Linked DNA regions of Homo sapiens: region 2 is linked to region 1. The links are chromatin loops, found by intact Hi-C in ENCODE. Cell type or tissue: heart left ventricle. All regions are shown on one strand. Each heading gives the region's core, and the rest is flanking DNA. Links, peaks and the distances in the headings are about the cores only.

Region 1 (7,935 bases), core at 1,505-6,504:
AAAAAAAATTACTAAAATCAAGAATAAAAGAGGAGATATCATCACAAAGCTTATAGAAATAAAAAGAATTATAAAGGAATTCCATGAACAACTATATGCCAAAAAATTAGCTAACTTACATGAAATGCACACATTCCTAAAATGACATAAACTACCAAATCTGACTCAAGAAGAAAGAAAATCTGAGCAGACCCATAACAAGTTAAAGGATTGAGTTAATAATTTTAAAACTTCCCACAAAGAAAAGCTCAGGCCCAGGCCAGTCGCAGTGGCTCACGCCTGTAATCCCAGCACTTTGGGAGGCCAAAGCAGGTGGATCCCCTGAGGTCAGGAGTTTGAGACCAACCTGACCAACAGGGTGAAACCCCGTCTCTACTAAAAAAAAAATACAAAATATTAGCCAGGCGTAGGGACGCATGCCTGTAATCCCAGCTACTTGGGAAGCTGAGGCAGAAGAATCACCTGAACCTGGGAGGTGGATGTTGCAGTGAGCCAAGATTGCGCCACTGCACTCCAGCCTGGGCAACAAGAGCGAAACTTCATGTCAAGAAAAAAAAAAAAAAGAAAGGCTCAGGTCCAGATGGCATCCTGTTAAGTTCTATCAGACATTTAAAAATTAATACAAATCCTTCAAAATCTATTCCAAAAACAGAAGAGAACACTTCTCGACTCATTTTATGAGGCCAGTATTACCCTCATACCAAAGCCAGACAAAGACATTGAAAGAAAACTATAGACCAGTATCCCTTCTGAATTTAGGTACAAAAATTCCAGGAATACAAGGTTGGTTTAACATCTGAAAATAAATAAATGTAATACACCACTCAGTAGAATAAATGACAAAACCCACATGATCATCTCAATAGTCAAGAAAAGACATTTGACAAAATCCAACACTTTTTCATAACAAAAATACTCAACAAATTAGGAATAATTGGGAACTTTCTCAACCTGATAAAGGGCACCTACAAAAGACCCATAGCTAACATCCTACTTAATGGTGAAATGCTGAAAGTTTCCCCCCTAAGAGAAACAAGATTAGGATGTCTACTTTCACCACTCCAACTCAACATTGTACTAGAGGTTCTAGCCAAAGTGAGTAAACAAGAAAATGAAATAAAACGTGATCAGAACAACTAACATCCTACTTAATGGTGAAAGGCTGAAAGTTTCCCCCCTAAGAGAAACAAGATAAGGATGTCTACTTTTACCACTCCAACTCAACACTGTCCTAGAGGTTCTAGCCAAAGTAAGTAAACAAGAAAATGAAATAAAAGGCATTCAGATTGCAGAGGTGGAAGCTGCAGATGGTATGCTGTCATATATAGAAAATACTAATGTATTCACTAAAAAGATATTAGAACTAATAAATTCAAATAAGTTTGCAGGATACAAGATCAACAGACAAAAATCAACTGTATCTCTATACACTAGCAACGAACAATCCAAATGTGAAATTTAGAAAACCAATTACACTTATAATAGCATAAAAAAGAATAAAATAATTGGGAATAAATTTAACAAAATAAGTGTAAGACTTACACAGTAAAAACTACAAAACACCATTGGAAAAAAATTAAAGATCTAAGTAAATGGAAGCATATTCCATGTTCATGGCATGGCAGACTTAAATATTGCTAAGATGGCAATACTCCTCAAATTGATCCACAGATTCAATGCAATACTTACTAAAACCCCAGGTGTTTTCATTGTAGAAATTGACAAGTTGATCATAAAATTCATATGGAAATTTGAGGAACCCATAATCATCAAAACAATCTTGAAAAAGAAGTTTACATTTGTAGGACTCACAGGTCCTGATTTCAAAAGTTACTACAAAGCTACAGTAATGAAAATGCTGTTGTACTGACATAAGGACAGACATGTAGATCAATGGAAAAGAACGGAATGTCCAGAAATAAAGCCTTAAATTCATGGTGAATTGATTTTAGACAAGGCTGCCAAAGCAATTTAATGGCAAAAGAACAGTCTACTCAACAGTGGCACTGGGAGAACTGAATAACCACATACAAAGAATGAATTTGGACCCCTATTTCACAACATATACAAAAATTAAGTCAAAACAGAGCAGAAACTTAAATGTAAGAGCTAAAATTATAAACTCTTAGAATAAAACACAGGAGTAAGACTTCATGGCAATGGCTTCTTAGATATGACCCCAAACCAAAAGGGTTGGAAAAAAAATAGAGAAACAGATTTCATCAAAATTTAAAACTCTGTGCTACAAATGTTATCATCAAGAAAGTCAGGGCCAGGCACAGTGGCTCATGCCTATACAAATCCCAGCACTTTGGGAGGCCGAGGTGGGTGGATCACCTGAGGTCAGGAGTTCGAGACCAGCTTGGCCAACATGGTAAAACCCCGTATCTACTAAAAATAAAAAAATTAGCTGGGCATGGTGGCAGATGCACCTGTAGTCCCAGCTACTTGGGAGGCTGAGGTAGGAGAATCACTCGAACCCAGGAGCAGAGGTAGCACTGAATCGAGATCGTGCCACTGCGCTCCAGCCTGGGCGACAGAGTGAGACTCCATTTCAAAAAAAAAAAAAAAAAGTTAAGAAGACAATCTACATAATGGGAAAAATATTTTTAAATAATATATCTATTAATATTAAGGTTCTTGTATTCAGATTATATAAAGAACTCTTACAACTCAGTAATAAAGAGACAACCAAATAAAAAACTGACAAAATACTTTAAATTAATATTTCTTCAAAGAAGACATATAAATGGCTAATAAGCACATGAAGAGATGTTCAACATCAATAGTCATTAGGGCAATGTAAGTCAAAATCATAATGAGCTGGCAGTTCACACCCACGTGGATGGCTATAATCAAAGAGACAAACAATAGTGTTAGGGTCTGGAGAAATTGGAACATTTATACATTGCTGGTGGGAATGTAAAATGGCACAGCCACTCTAGAAAACAATTTAATAGTGCCTGAAAATGTTAGTTAGTTAGCATATGACCCAACAATTCCATGCCTAGGTTTAGACCTAAGACAGGTGAAACTGTATGTTCACTCAAAAACTTGTACATGAATGTTCATGGCAGCATTATTCACAATAGCCCCAAAGTGGAAACAATGTAAATGTCCATCAGCTAATGAAGATATAAACAAAATGTGGCATATCCATACAATGGAATGAAGTACTGATACAGGCTACAACATAGATGAACCCTGAAATCATGTTAAGTGAAAGAAGCCAATCACAAAAAGACCACACACTGTATTGTATGATTCTGCTGGTATAAAATGTCTATAAGAGACAAATCCATAGAGACAAAATAGATTAGTGGTCATCTAAGCCGGGCAGGAGGATAGGGAATGAATAAGAATCATTACAGAGTTTCTTTCTGGGATAAAAATGTTCTAAATGTGATTGTGCTGATAGCTGCACAACTCTGTTAATATACTAAAACCTCTGAATTGTACACTTTAAATGTTTGAATTTTATATGAATATATCTCAACATAACAGTCTTTTTAAGTTTTAAAAAGTATGAAAAAAGGGTCAAGAAAAGCAACAAAAACTCTCCCACTAGTATTTGACAGACTTAATAGGCCGATATGGCCTCTGAGTTACACAAGTCTTAACGTTTCCTTCTTTTCTTCTAACCACATCCTGTAGTCTAGAACTCCTGGGTTTCAAGCTTTCAATAATTCTATGCCACAGAAACCCTTTTTTGGTGAGGATTCTAGGAAATGCAATAAACCTAGTCACATACCAAGAAAAATGTATTGGAACACAGAACCACAAAAAATTCTCATCCCCATATCTGGGAAACATAAACATCCAATCTAGGTGTTTCACAGCCATCACAAGAGCAAAAAGTATCATCCTTCCCCAGTTGCTTACCTACATACAGGCCTAAAAGAAAAGCAAAAGATGTTCTCTAATCTGATCTATGACCTTAAAAAAATATTCTCCTGCAGTCTATGGCCTTACATTTCCAGTCATTTATTATAAGTGTTTAAAAACCAGTTCTGGATTGGAAGTGCTCCAGAAAAGGTCTTTGGCCAACTTTAACCTATTTTCACTTGACTCTTTTCCATGAGTACTTTAACTTTCTTTTCATTTCTGACAAGATAAAAATTTAAAAGACTATCGTTAGCATTTGTTAACACAGTTGCTATATGCTATCACAGAGGAGGTATACAAAAATCTCCATTATTTCCATGTTTAAAAAATAAATACATTAATAAGCTACTTTTGCTGCTTCATCTCCTGAACTACAGTGCCCTCTGCTGCTCAATGCTGATGAAGGCCATTCTCTCAGTTGAATGAAAGGGAACCAACCCTCTTCTCTAGTAACTCTGGAAAGCTACCTTTGGAAAAAAAGGACTCCTTCATTAAAAAATACAGAAGAATTTAAGTTACATAAAAACTTCATCTGAATGGATTTAAGAAAATATGCACAATACATATTTCATAAAACATCTGTCCAAGAAAGAATTATACCTTAAACACACACCTTTAAAAATGTCCTTTGCAGGATGAGCACTCTTGGAGCCATGAGTTAAAGCCCTTACTATATACCCAATGAGTGAGTGTATGCAGAAGGAGCCTAGGTGCGCGGTGAAGCAGTGGATGTCCACATCCAACCATGACACACCAGGCAGCCAGGTCCTGTCCACAAAGGGAGCCCCAGTGCCAAGCACACAGCAGCTATACTATGAGATCCCAGAACTCTTTAGTCCTTGCCTACAGTTCTCAGAGCCCCTCACTCATTCACTTAATGCAAACATCTAAGAGAGCACCTGCCTACCATATACAGGCACTGTGGTACTTGCTGGAGGTACAAAGATGCACATATGTCTTAGTTGCTGCCCTCAATGAACCCACTCTAAGAGGAGGAAAATTAACAAATACATACAATTAAATGGGCAATGATAAAATCTGCTTAGCGTAGCGAGGCAAGGCAGAGGAAGGAGGAGTCAATTCTACCAGGAGTACAGGAATTAAGAAAGACTTCACAGAAGAGATGCCCTTTAAACAGTCTTAAAAGACACACAATGCTTACCAGATGAGTAATGGGGGAGGACACAGTTTGAAAAAGATGCCAAGGAATACAGTGCTATGTTATGTGCAGTCCTGTGAGAATCAGGGCTGCCACACATGCTTGTGTAGGTTGCAAGGATATTATCTATCTACAGTGTGGCAGCCCTGCTCAAGGGTAGGTATAAAGTCTTATTTCTCTAATCTTGCTCCTCCAGTGTTTCTTCTTGGTGTCCTCTTTCTCTCAGCAGGGCTCAAAGTTGCTTTCTAGCATCTAAACTTATGTTATCTTGTAGAAAGTCAGACACACTAGGACCAGGAATTCCCTCCACTCTGTGAAAATGCTTTGGCCTTACTTCCCCTCAGGAGGCAAGCTATACCCAGCCAAGTGTGGATTGAGTACTGACTGGGGCATCAGTGGTGACATGGTGGTGATAAGCCCCCACTCCTGCCTGGCCTGCCACTCTTCCAATCAACAGCTTCAGTGCAGGGAAACTGACCAAGGAGATAAGAATTGGAATCTGTCCCCTGGGCCTTATCAGCACATATGATCTAACTGAATGAAATACTTATTAGCAATAACAAAAGCTAAAATCAAACAAATGAAGTTAACAGTAGGCATTATGCTAAACACTTTAAATATCCCAAAACGTAGGAATACTACTGCTCCCTCTTTGAAGATATGAGAACTGAAGCCCAGACAAATAAGGAAACTGACCACATCACAGAGCTGGCTGGTAGAAAGCAAGCATGTGAGCTGAGCAGTCTCCAGGGCACTAGGCGACAATACACTGCTACCCACAGTAGCATAACCAATGCCAGAGGCAGGCAGTGAGCACCACAGCCAAATGTGAATCTAGAAACTCAGGGCAGCTGCACACTGTGTGAGGACCAGTGGTGGCATGCTCCAGACCCAAGAGTGAGTGCCAAGCTTTCCACCCCAAGGGAGGAGGAATTCTGGTCAAGGGCAGGCCTCACCAAGGAGCTAGCAAGTGGTAGGCCTACTAGTAAGATGAACCAAGAAGTTCAACCCTGCTCATGTGAGAGATGTTTTGAGGTGGTTCTGCCTTTGGCCTTTCTCTCGGGATTGGATTGCTACAGTTCTTGGAACTGGTTTATTGCTACAGGAACCAGCCCTCTCTGCAAGGCCCAGTAAGAATACAGTGTAGTGCAAAAAGAGCCCCTTGAGGCCTATATCTGATCTATGCTGAAGGTGTCTACATGGGGATCTGTGGCCAAAGCTCCAGCTAGTCACAGACAACATTCATTTATTTAGTTAGAGTTGTGCCTGGAACCTCATTCTCAGAGTTTGGTAGGTGTCAGAGGAAGCCACTGGTCAAAAATTCAGAGATGTGGAATCACGGCCCAATCTCTTACCCCAAAGATAAGCCCAACAGCAACCCTCTCCTTGATTTCTAGCAGCTCTCCAGTCTGATAATCCTACCTACACAAACTGCATGGCAGCCACATCCTCACTTCCTATCCCTAATCCTTGCCCTCTTCTCCAAAGTACCACATGGCTGTTACTACCAAGCTGATGGTCTGAGACAGCCTAGAGCACAAAGCCATTCAAGCAACAGCATGGAAGGGACAGACACCGCCAACCTCAGCAAAATGGCCATTCTGTGACCATAAGGTCAAATATCAAAAGGAACTCACAACCCCTAGAACCATAAATCAATGGTAAGGGTAAAATTTGTTGAAAGAGGAGGGCCCAGGGGCCTGGAATGAATGCTGATCAACACCTGGGAGGGAAAGCGTCACACACTACCAGCCAGTGATCCTTACCCGCCAAGTCCGACCTCCGAAGAAGTCTGACAGGCACATACGAAAACCAGGCCTAAATTCAGTGAAATGGCCAAATCCATTCATTGGGATGGTATACATGACACCAATCCCAAATCATTTCATCTTGAGAATCACAGTAGGACTCTATTTCTACAAATATCACTAGGGAATGAGGACATTTTCTTATCAGGTAACTGAGGTTAGCAAGTGCATTACACTTGCAGGCACACCACGGTGGCAGCACAATAACCAATGCACAGGCTTTTCCTAACCAGGAGGCTGGGTCTGAGTCTTGGCAGGATTCAGAGTTGAAGGCACGGAGACAGTGCTTTGCACAGGACACAAACATTTCCACAGAAAGGAAATATGGAAAACAGATCATTACAATTAAAGTTTCCACTTTTCAATATAATGACTGCTAAACCATTTTTGAAGGGTAAATATGTTGCCCGCCCCCTAAAACAGGCAAAATGCATTTAATGTGTATCATCGAACATGTGCAAAGATTGCAGTAAATTGCTTCACAAACCCAAATTATTGCAATCAGCATCTTGTTTTCTAGTTCTAAATTCAAAGGCAAACTATTAACACACAAGACTGCTAACTCTTGCTATTATCACACTTGCTATTATCACACATCCTCCTTCTAACAAAACCACATTTCCAGATGGACTGCCAAAATTAGTCAAGTGACTCCTAAGAAACACTATCAAGACTGACATGCCAGAAATCCATTTAGAAATGAATGCTTTATTAAAATAAAGGACACACACACCCAAACACACCTTTCCTAGGGAAATTCAAGTTGCTTTCCTTACAATTGAACTTGAATTGAAGCTCAGGGAGGCCCCATTCGGAGGAAATGTTACCCAGTCAGCATGCTGATCAGTCCCGAGTCAAATGGGACAGACTTATGATTTGTGTGGGGGTTCTGGGGAGCTGGGCCTGACTGGGGAATCCTGATAACAAATTAGGCAAAGTATTTAAATTCAACCCAAATAAGGTACATATGATAGACAAATTCAGTCAAGAGGGTAGTGAGCCCTGTGATGACATCACTAGTTCCTCTTCTCTTCAGGATACTTTGTTTACTCTGCATTGGACACGAAGAAGACTACTTTTAAA
Region 2 (7,935 bases), core at 2,012-7,011, 240 kb before region 1:
AATTATAGTCCAGAGTTTGTATGGCGGCTCCGTGGTCATCAAGTACCCAAGATTTCTATATTTTTGTTCTGCTATTGTCACCACATTTCTTCCATCTCATAGTCCTAAATAGCTGCTCTAGCTCCAGCCACTGCTTCTGCTTTCATCCATCCGGAAGGCGGAAGGGGCAAAGAAAGGCACAAGCCCCTTTAAGGTCACGCCCTTCCTGGAAGTTGTACGCGACCCTTCAGTTGACATCCCATTGGTCAAATTCAGTCACGTGCCAAATCTAGCCATCAGGGAAGCTGCGAGAAATGTTTTTTCTGGGAGACCACAAGTTTAGCTAAAAGCCAGGAGTTCCATTCCTAAAAAACAAGGGGAGAAGGGCTGCTGAGGCTGCAGGGAAGCTGGAATGAGTTAAACATATGTAAGTTACCCAGCAGGGGGCTTTCCTGGCACTTCGCGGACAGTAGATAAACACTAGTCATAAATCTTTCTTTCCTTCCTCTGCAAGTTTTCTGCCAAAACTTTCCAATTTGGTCATATCTACATTTACATATGGATAGCAAGCTGATCAGGCACTTATCTTTTGGTGCTCTTATTATTTTCTAATATTTTGTAATAGAAATTTTTTCATGTAGCATTAATTTTTTTTTTTTTTTTTTGAGACGGAGTCTTGCTCTCTTGCCCCAGCTGGAGTCAGTGGAACGATCTCAGCTCACTGCAACTTCTGTCTCCTGGGTTCGAGCAATTCTCCTGCCTCAGCCTCCCGAGTAGCTGGGACTACAGGCACACGCCACCACGCCCGGCTAATTTTTTGTGTGTTTTTTGTAGAGACGGGGTTTCACCATATTGGCCAGGCTGGTCTCGAACTCCTGGACTAGTGATCCGCCCACCTCAGCCTCCCAAAGTGCTGGGATTACAGGCGTGAGCCACCGCACCGGGCCCATGTACCATTACTTTTTTAAAATTCCTTGCTGTCTCCAAAGATTTCTTAGTAAGGGAGTGGTCTTTACTTCTAAAGTTGCAATACTTGGCTTTCTCCCCTTTCCCGTAATATAATTAATGCTCATCACAGAGGGCAAATAAAAATGACATCAGTATTGTAATAAAGTGTGATAACTGAGAAAGCAAAACACCATACTCATCTTTTCTTGGCCTTGGGATAACTACTGATGCTCACAGCACTTCCCAAAAGGCAAAATAGGGTCTGCCACACACAGGCTATTAGAGTTTGGGCAAGTCAGTTTCCTGCTGTAAACCTTTATTTACTCATCTAGCAGATGGGGCTGTGAGGATTAAATGGAATGATTGATGGAAGGAAAACGCTCAGCAGACGGCCTGGCACATTATAAGCCCTCTACAAAGGGCAGAACTTATTGATTTGTTTATTTTTCTATCCAAAAGGATATTAGGCTTGGTGGGAGATTTTTATCAAGGCTTCAAGCTCATGACATTTTGCTTTTGTTATAATAAAACATAAGCTCTTAAAAAGCTTTATTCATTATATCCCCAAACTGGAAACAGTCCAGTCCATCAACAAAAGAATAAAGAAACTCTGGCCTATTCATGGAAAAGAATACTGCTCAGCGATCAAAAGGAATGAACATGGGTGAATCTCAAAACCATTATGCCGAGTGAAAGAAGCCAGACGCGAAAGAGCACATACTGTATAAATCCACATAAAGTTCTATAACAGGCAAAACGAATCTATGACAGACTTTTAAGAACCAGGATAGTGGTTGTGTCTGGAGGGTGGAGGGAGTGGATTACTGAGAAGGAATCTGAAGGAACTGTCTGGGGTGATGATAATGTTCTGTACCTCGACAGAGTTTGAGATGCATTTGTCAGAACTCATCTTATGGCACACTTAAGATTTGTGCACTTTATCATATGTAAATTTTACCTCAAAAGGCAAAAAGAGGCAGAGGACTTTGAGTAGACATTTCTCCAAAGAAGACACACAAGTGGCCAAAAGGCACATAAGAAGGTGCTCAACATCAGTAATCATTAGGGAAATGCACATCAACACCACAATGAGATACCACCTGCTATAGTTGGGCTTGTTTGACCCTTCCAAATCTCATGCTGAAATTTCACTCCTCCAAATCTCATGTTGAAATTTCACTCCTCCAAATCTCATGTTGAAATGTGACCCCTCCAAATCTCATGTTGAAATTTGACCCCTCCAAATCTCATGTTGAAATGTGACCCCTCCAAATCTCATGTTGAAATGTGACCCCTCCAAATCTCATGTTGAAATTTGACCCCTCCAAATCTCATGTTGAAATTTGACCTCCCCAAATGTTGTGTTGAAATTTAACCCTCAGTGTGTGGTAGGGCTTAATGAGAGGTGTTTGGGTCGGGGGGGGCAGATTCCTCATAAATAGATTAATTCCCTAGGCACGGGGATGAGTGAGTTCTCACTCTATTAGTTCCCATGAGAGCTGTTGTTCAAAAAAGGCTGGCACCTCCCCCGGTCCCTCTTTCCTCCTCTCTGGCCGTGTGATCTCTGTACACACAGGCTGTCTCCATCTTCTGCCACAAATGGAAGCAGCCTGAAGCTCTCGCCAGAAGCAGATGCTGGTACCATATTTCTTGTGCAGCCTTCATAACCATGAACCAATAAACCTCTTTTCTTTATAAATTACCCAGTCTGTGAAGGCTAAAGCAACTCCATCTCGGATGCTAATCTGCCATGACTTCTTATTAACCCCAGTTCTGGGAATACCTCTAAGATATCTATTTTCACATATTTACCATAAACCCTGTCCTTAGGCAAATTCCTTATGGTATATAAGCCCTGGGCCTGGGGGATAACAGTGCGGGGATCCACCATCTTGTCTTATGGCTGCCCAAAACATGCTTCTGTTCATAAATCTCTGTTAAATATTTTTTTTCTAAGAAATTGGATTTGTCAGCTTCTTTCTTTGGTCTTTCATCTTCCTTGGCCTTTGGGGGTAGGTTTGCATAGACCTGCTCACCATGGAACACAGCCTCAGATATCTCTTTCTAATAACACAAAAATGTACTAAGACACCACTTCACATCCATTAGGATGGCTAGTATGAAAAAAAAAACATATGTTGGGAAGATGTGTAAAAATTTAAACTCGTGCATTACTGGTGGTAATGTAAAATTGTGCATTCACTATGGAAAACAGTATGGAAGTTCCTCAAAAAAATAGAAATAGAATTATCATATCATCCAGCAATTCCACTTCTGAGTATATACCCCAAAAATTAAAAACAGAGATTTCAACAGATACTTGTACACCCATGTTCATAGAAGCATTATTCACAATAGCCGAAAGGTGGAAGCAACCCTGTGTCCAATGACAGATGAATGGATAAACGAAGTGTAATATATACATACTGGAATATTATTTAGCCTTAAAAAGGAAGGGAATTCTGACACATGCTGCAACATGAATGAACCTGGAGCGCATACAAAGTGAAATAAGCCAGTCACAAAAGGACAAATACTGTATTATTCCATTTATATGAAGTATGTAGAGTAGTCAAATTCAGAGACAAAAAGTAAAATGGTTGTTTCCAGGGGCTAGGAAGAGAGGGGAATGAGGGAGTTATTGTTTAATGAATACGGAGCTTCAGTTTTGCAAGATGAAAGAGTTATAGCTATGGATGGTGGTGATGTTTGCACAGCAATGCGAATGTTTTTAATGCTACTGAACTGTACACTTGAAAATGGTTAGGATGGTAAGTTTGATATTATGTCTGTTTGGCCATAATTAAATTTTTTAAATTTTAACAAGGAAAAACAGAAATGCCAACAAATATTGGACTCTAGTTAAGGATGTGCATGCTAAAATGAGTAGAGGTAAAGCATATTTATGTCTGCAACTTTGCAATGCATAAAAAAATACAATGGATGGATAGATAGATGGTTGAACTGATGGCTAGATACGTGATAAAGCCTGCACAATAAGCTGTAAAATTTAGAATTTAGGTGGAGAATGTATGTGTGATCACTCCACGATTTTAATTTTTCAGTGGGTTTGAAATTTTTCATAATAAAATGTTGGAAAACAAATCAGCACTTAAGTAGGACAAATATCTTGTGAACCTGTGCAATGCTTTCACTCACCCACTCACTCAATCATTCAATGAACTTTTATTGCATTTCTACCATATGTCACTGTGCTGAGCTCTGGCAATGCAAAAATATAGAAAACAGCATCTCTGTCCCTTCTAATGAAGCCAAAACAGATGTCTGAAGGAAACATCCCTAGACACGGGGAATGCAGAAATATTATTTTCCCTAAAAATTTACTCCAACCCTTTGTGCTCATAGCTGAGACTGCCTAATCAGTGGCCCCAAAGCATGCTGGGCTGACCCCCATAGCCTCTCTCCCTTCTCTGTCTCCTCTGGCCTAGCCCATCCTTCAAAGCTCTGTTCTATTTCTAGCACCGCCAAATAGCCTTCTGAGACTGTTCCTGCCCAGTGAGCTCTGGCTTCCTCTTTAAGGTCTCTTCACGGATTTTTGCTAAGTTGAGAGGGGCCAGGCTAGGGCTTGGGGTGGGAGTCCAAGACTTTGGACAAATATGAGTACAAGCATCTGGCTCTGTTAGGTATCAGAGGCTGTCTGCAGATGGTAGAGGCTTCAGGAAAGCAGAAACCCAAAGTAACCATAGTTTACATGGATTTGCATTATATACATTATAAATAGCAGTATAAAAATGTAAAGTCTTAATTTATGTACAAGACATAATAATTCAACCTATTACGTTGAAAAGCCTGTCTAGAATCAGGTAGTATTTCTGAGCTGCAGACTGATTGAAAGGTGGGTTTATGCTGCTGGCACCTGGAGGAGCCACTCCAGCCATGGAACAGAGTTACTATCACGCTTTGGAAGGATGTCTCTGGGATTATGTAAATCTTGACTTATTCCAAGTCTTCAGGGATGCACGGCTCCTGTAACATGCAGCCTCCGCGTAGCCTGGATGCAGAGCACTGAAGAGTGCGGCTGAGGTAAATGTATGCCAAGAGATCCTGGGGTTGGCAGAGAGAGGACACGTGAAAGGATACCGGGGGTGACAGCACAGGCGCTCTTGTCCCCAAGACAAGGGGACATAGTGGGGCAGTGCATCTGTCTCTGCACTCACTGCCCACATCTGGTTCTTCACGGAGGCTTTGGGCTGGTGTGAGTCGTAGATGTGGAGGCATCCCTGTCACCTCCCACCCCATTTGTTTCATCCCCAGGTTCTATCCATGCAGCCTCTTCAGTCTCTCCCAGTTTGCCATTTTTTTCCCTTTCCACCAGCTCTACCCCGGTCCAAGCCCTCAACACTCTCCCAGGAACAACTGCATTGTTAATTACCTCCGTACCTGGACAACTAGTATCCCTGGTCCTACTCTTTCCCCCAGCCATCCTCTACACCACAGGCAGAGTGGCCTTTATAAAATGCAAATCTGATCATGTCGACCTCCATTAAAACCGCTGGTGGGTGACAAGAAGCCTCCCCGATCCTGCAGGCCCTATCCACTCCCTCGCCCGCTCCCAGCACCTCACTTCCCCAGCTTCACTCAATCTACCCCAGCTGTTTCAGCCCCTTATTCCTGTCATCCCAAGAAATCACCTGGACACATGCTGGTCCCTCTGCCAGGAACACTCTTCCCTCCCCTCTTCACCCAGTAAACTTTTATTCATCCTTCAGACCTTAGGTCCACATCATTGGCTCAGGAACTTTTCTGAGCCCCTATCCCCGCTATTTTAACTTCATACTGTCGAGAGGCCCTTCACTTGGAAACATTTCTCACACTGACCACTCTTCATCCTCTGGTGGAATTTTTTCCTTCACATTTGTGTCCCCACAAGGTTGCAGATTCCTGGAGGCAGGGGGTGGGTTTGGCTCACCACTGTCTCTCCATTCTCTGCTCCAACAGCTGGCTTAGGCTAGAGACTCACTTAGTGTTAATTGAAGGAAGGAGCAAGAGAGGGAAGAAGAGAAGGAGGAGGGTGTGGCTGCCATGAGCACGCACCCAGCAGCATGCCTAGCACAGGGAGCACAGGTGGTCAAGGGCCCTGCTGCTGTGCTGAGAGGCCCAGCTCCACACTGGCGTGGAGCTTGCCTGGTGCTGCTGCTCCCAACCAATGACCCAGCACAGCAGGGATACTGAGGCAGTCCTGTTTCTGGGAGACATGGGACTTCTTGGATGGCAACTTCGGCTCAAGGGCTCCCTAACAGCCTTGCCAAACCTTCTTTAGGTGACACAGCAGTCTAGGGCACGCAGCAGTCTAGTCTCCCTTCCCTCTCTCTACTTGGGTGGACTTGCATTACCATTTGACTCTGGTACTCTCCAAGCCTTGCCTAGCTCCTGCCTTGTTTTCTCTGGCATGGGCATTTCTCCTAAGAAAATCCTTGAAAGTTGAACCCACCTTGGCATCTACTTCTCAAGGGCTCCAAATCACATAGAGGAAATGAATGAATGAACGAGCCAGCGCTGGCTTGGCCCAAAGTGACATCCTGATTGTCCAGCAACACCTTCTAGGTGGCTGACATATGTTGCTGTTTGTATTTTCATTACTTCAGTGTCTTGCCTCCATAGTTAGCTGCCTGAAGGGTGAAGGAATGGTCAGTGTGCTTCATGTAATTTGTTCCTATCCTTCCCCAGGACAGGTAAGCAGCCTTTCACACAGAGGAAGCAAAGTCCCAGCCACTATTTTAAAAAATGGAAACAGATTGGGCATGGTGGCTCATCCCTGTAATCCTAGCACTGTGGGAAGCCAAAGTGGGAGGATAGCTTAAAGCCAGAAGTTTGAGATGAGTGTGGGCAACAGAGCAAAGCTCTGTCTCTACAAAAAATAATAAAATAAAATAAAAATTAGCTGGTTATGGTGGTGCATGCCTGTAGTCCCAGATAGTTGGGAGACTGAGGTGGGAGGATGCTTCAGGCTGGGAGTTCAGAGGCTGCAGTGAGCTATGATTACTGCACTTCAGCCTGGTGACAGAGCAAGACCTGTCTCTAAAAAATGAAACATAAAAAAATGGAAACAGAATCAGACAGAAGAGGGCAGAACAGAGTGCAACTGTCAGGATATATTACACAAAGTAGGAGTTGGTTTTGTGTCCTGAGTGCTTTGTGTCAGTTTTTTACATATAGATGTGTTTGTATCAGGTCATGGGGTGAAACGTGTTTCTGACTGTGGGTCATGTTCAAAAATGTTTGGAAAGCTCTGATCTAGTGGGATAATCTAGTTCAGCATTTCTTCAGGATACATTTGTCAGCTAAAGTATGCCTTTTAAAAGGGATTTCCTCATGAAATTGCAGGATAACCCTGAGTGAGTGATTCTCATAGAAGGAAATCTCCTTAGTACATCACAGTCTGCCTGGAGACACACAAGGAATTTAGAGTAGCAAAGTCTCTGTCTGCATTATCAAATCTAGCAAACAAATAATTTTTCAAACACATTTGAGAATTAAATGCCGCCCTTTTATGTTTAACCGCCTGGGAGCACCTATGACTCTTTCCCTAGACATGACCGTGGTGAGACATGGCCCAGGCTCAGTGGATTTCTCACTACACTGTTCTTGTTGGTGTGACAGTGGTGATAGGGAGGTGGCAGGACACCTCTTTGGTGTCTGGCCAAGCCTCTTGGCTGCACACTTCCCACTCAGACGATGATACACTCAGAGGTCCACTGCCATGGCATGTGAACACCAAATGGCTTTTTTCCATTACGCCCCAGTAGACCTCCAGGATGCATTTACACTCTCTCCTGGCCCTTCTGTGCCAAGTGCATGCATGTGCAAGACTGCAGCCAGTCACAGGACTAACTCCTGAGTCATGAAGAGAGGGAAGTTAAGTGGCCCACTGGGGACTGGGTTTGGGACCTGGCTCTCGTTCTTCATTCTTGGAAAAATGGAGTGAAATAGGATGCTCTGGAATCAAAGAAAGTAAGTGCTAACAGTGTAATAGAACCCTGCTCCTCT

What was found. A loop is a pair of places that touch in the nucleus more often than their neighbours do. Peaks named below come from ENCODE experiments on the same cell type or tissue, not always from the same donor. Only the 100,000 strongest peaks of a DNase experiment are listed, where the experiment ranks them.
Region 2: it touches region 1 in a loop (2.9-fold over the local background); 24 of 110 quality-filtered maps call a loop at or near these places.

The regions. Positions count from the first base shown.
Region 1 is chr3:16,286,831-16,294,765 of GRCh38, reverse strand. The region is part of intron 5 of OXNAD1 (oxidoreductase NAD binding domain containing 1); the gene reads right to left. Among named protein-coding and RNA genes, the nearest start is that of OXNAD1, 26 kb to the right of the region's middle. In heart left ventricle, for the core only: CTCF peaks have their summits at 4,081 and 4,281 (motif pointing left); no DNase peak of the experiment used is centred there; H3K27ac peaks cover 1,838 bases.
Region 2 is chr3:16,528,544-16,536,478 of GRCh38, reverse strand. It overlaps LINC00690 (long intergenic non-protein coding RNA 690), which reads right to left and starts at 161. Exons shown (of 3, transcript NR_103843.1): 1 at 1-161. RefSeq lists a silencer at 621-816. In heart left ventricle, for the core only: no CTCF peak of the experiment used is centred there; no DNase peak of the experiment used is centred there.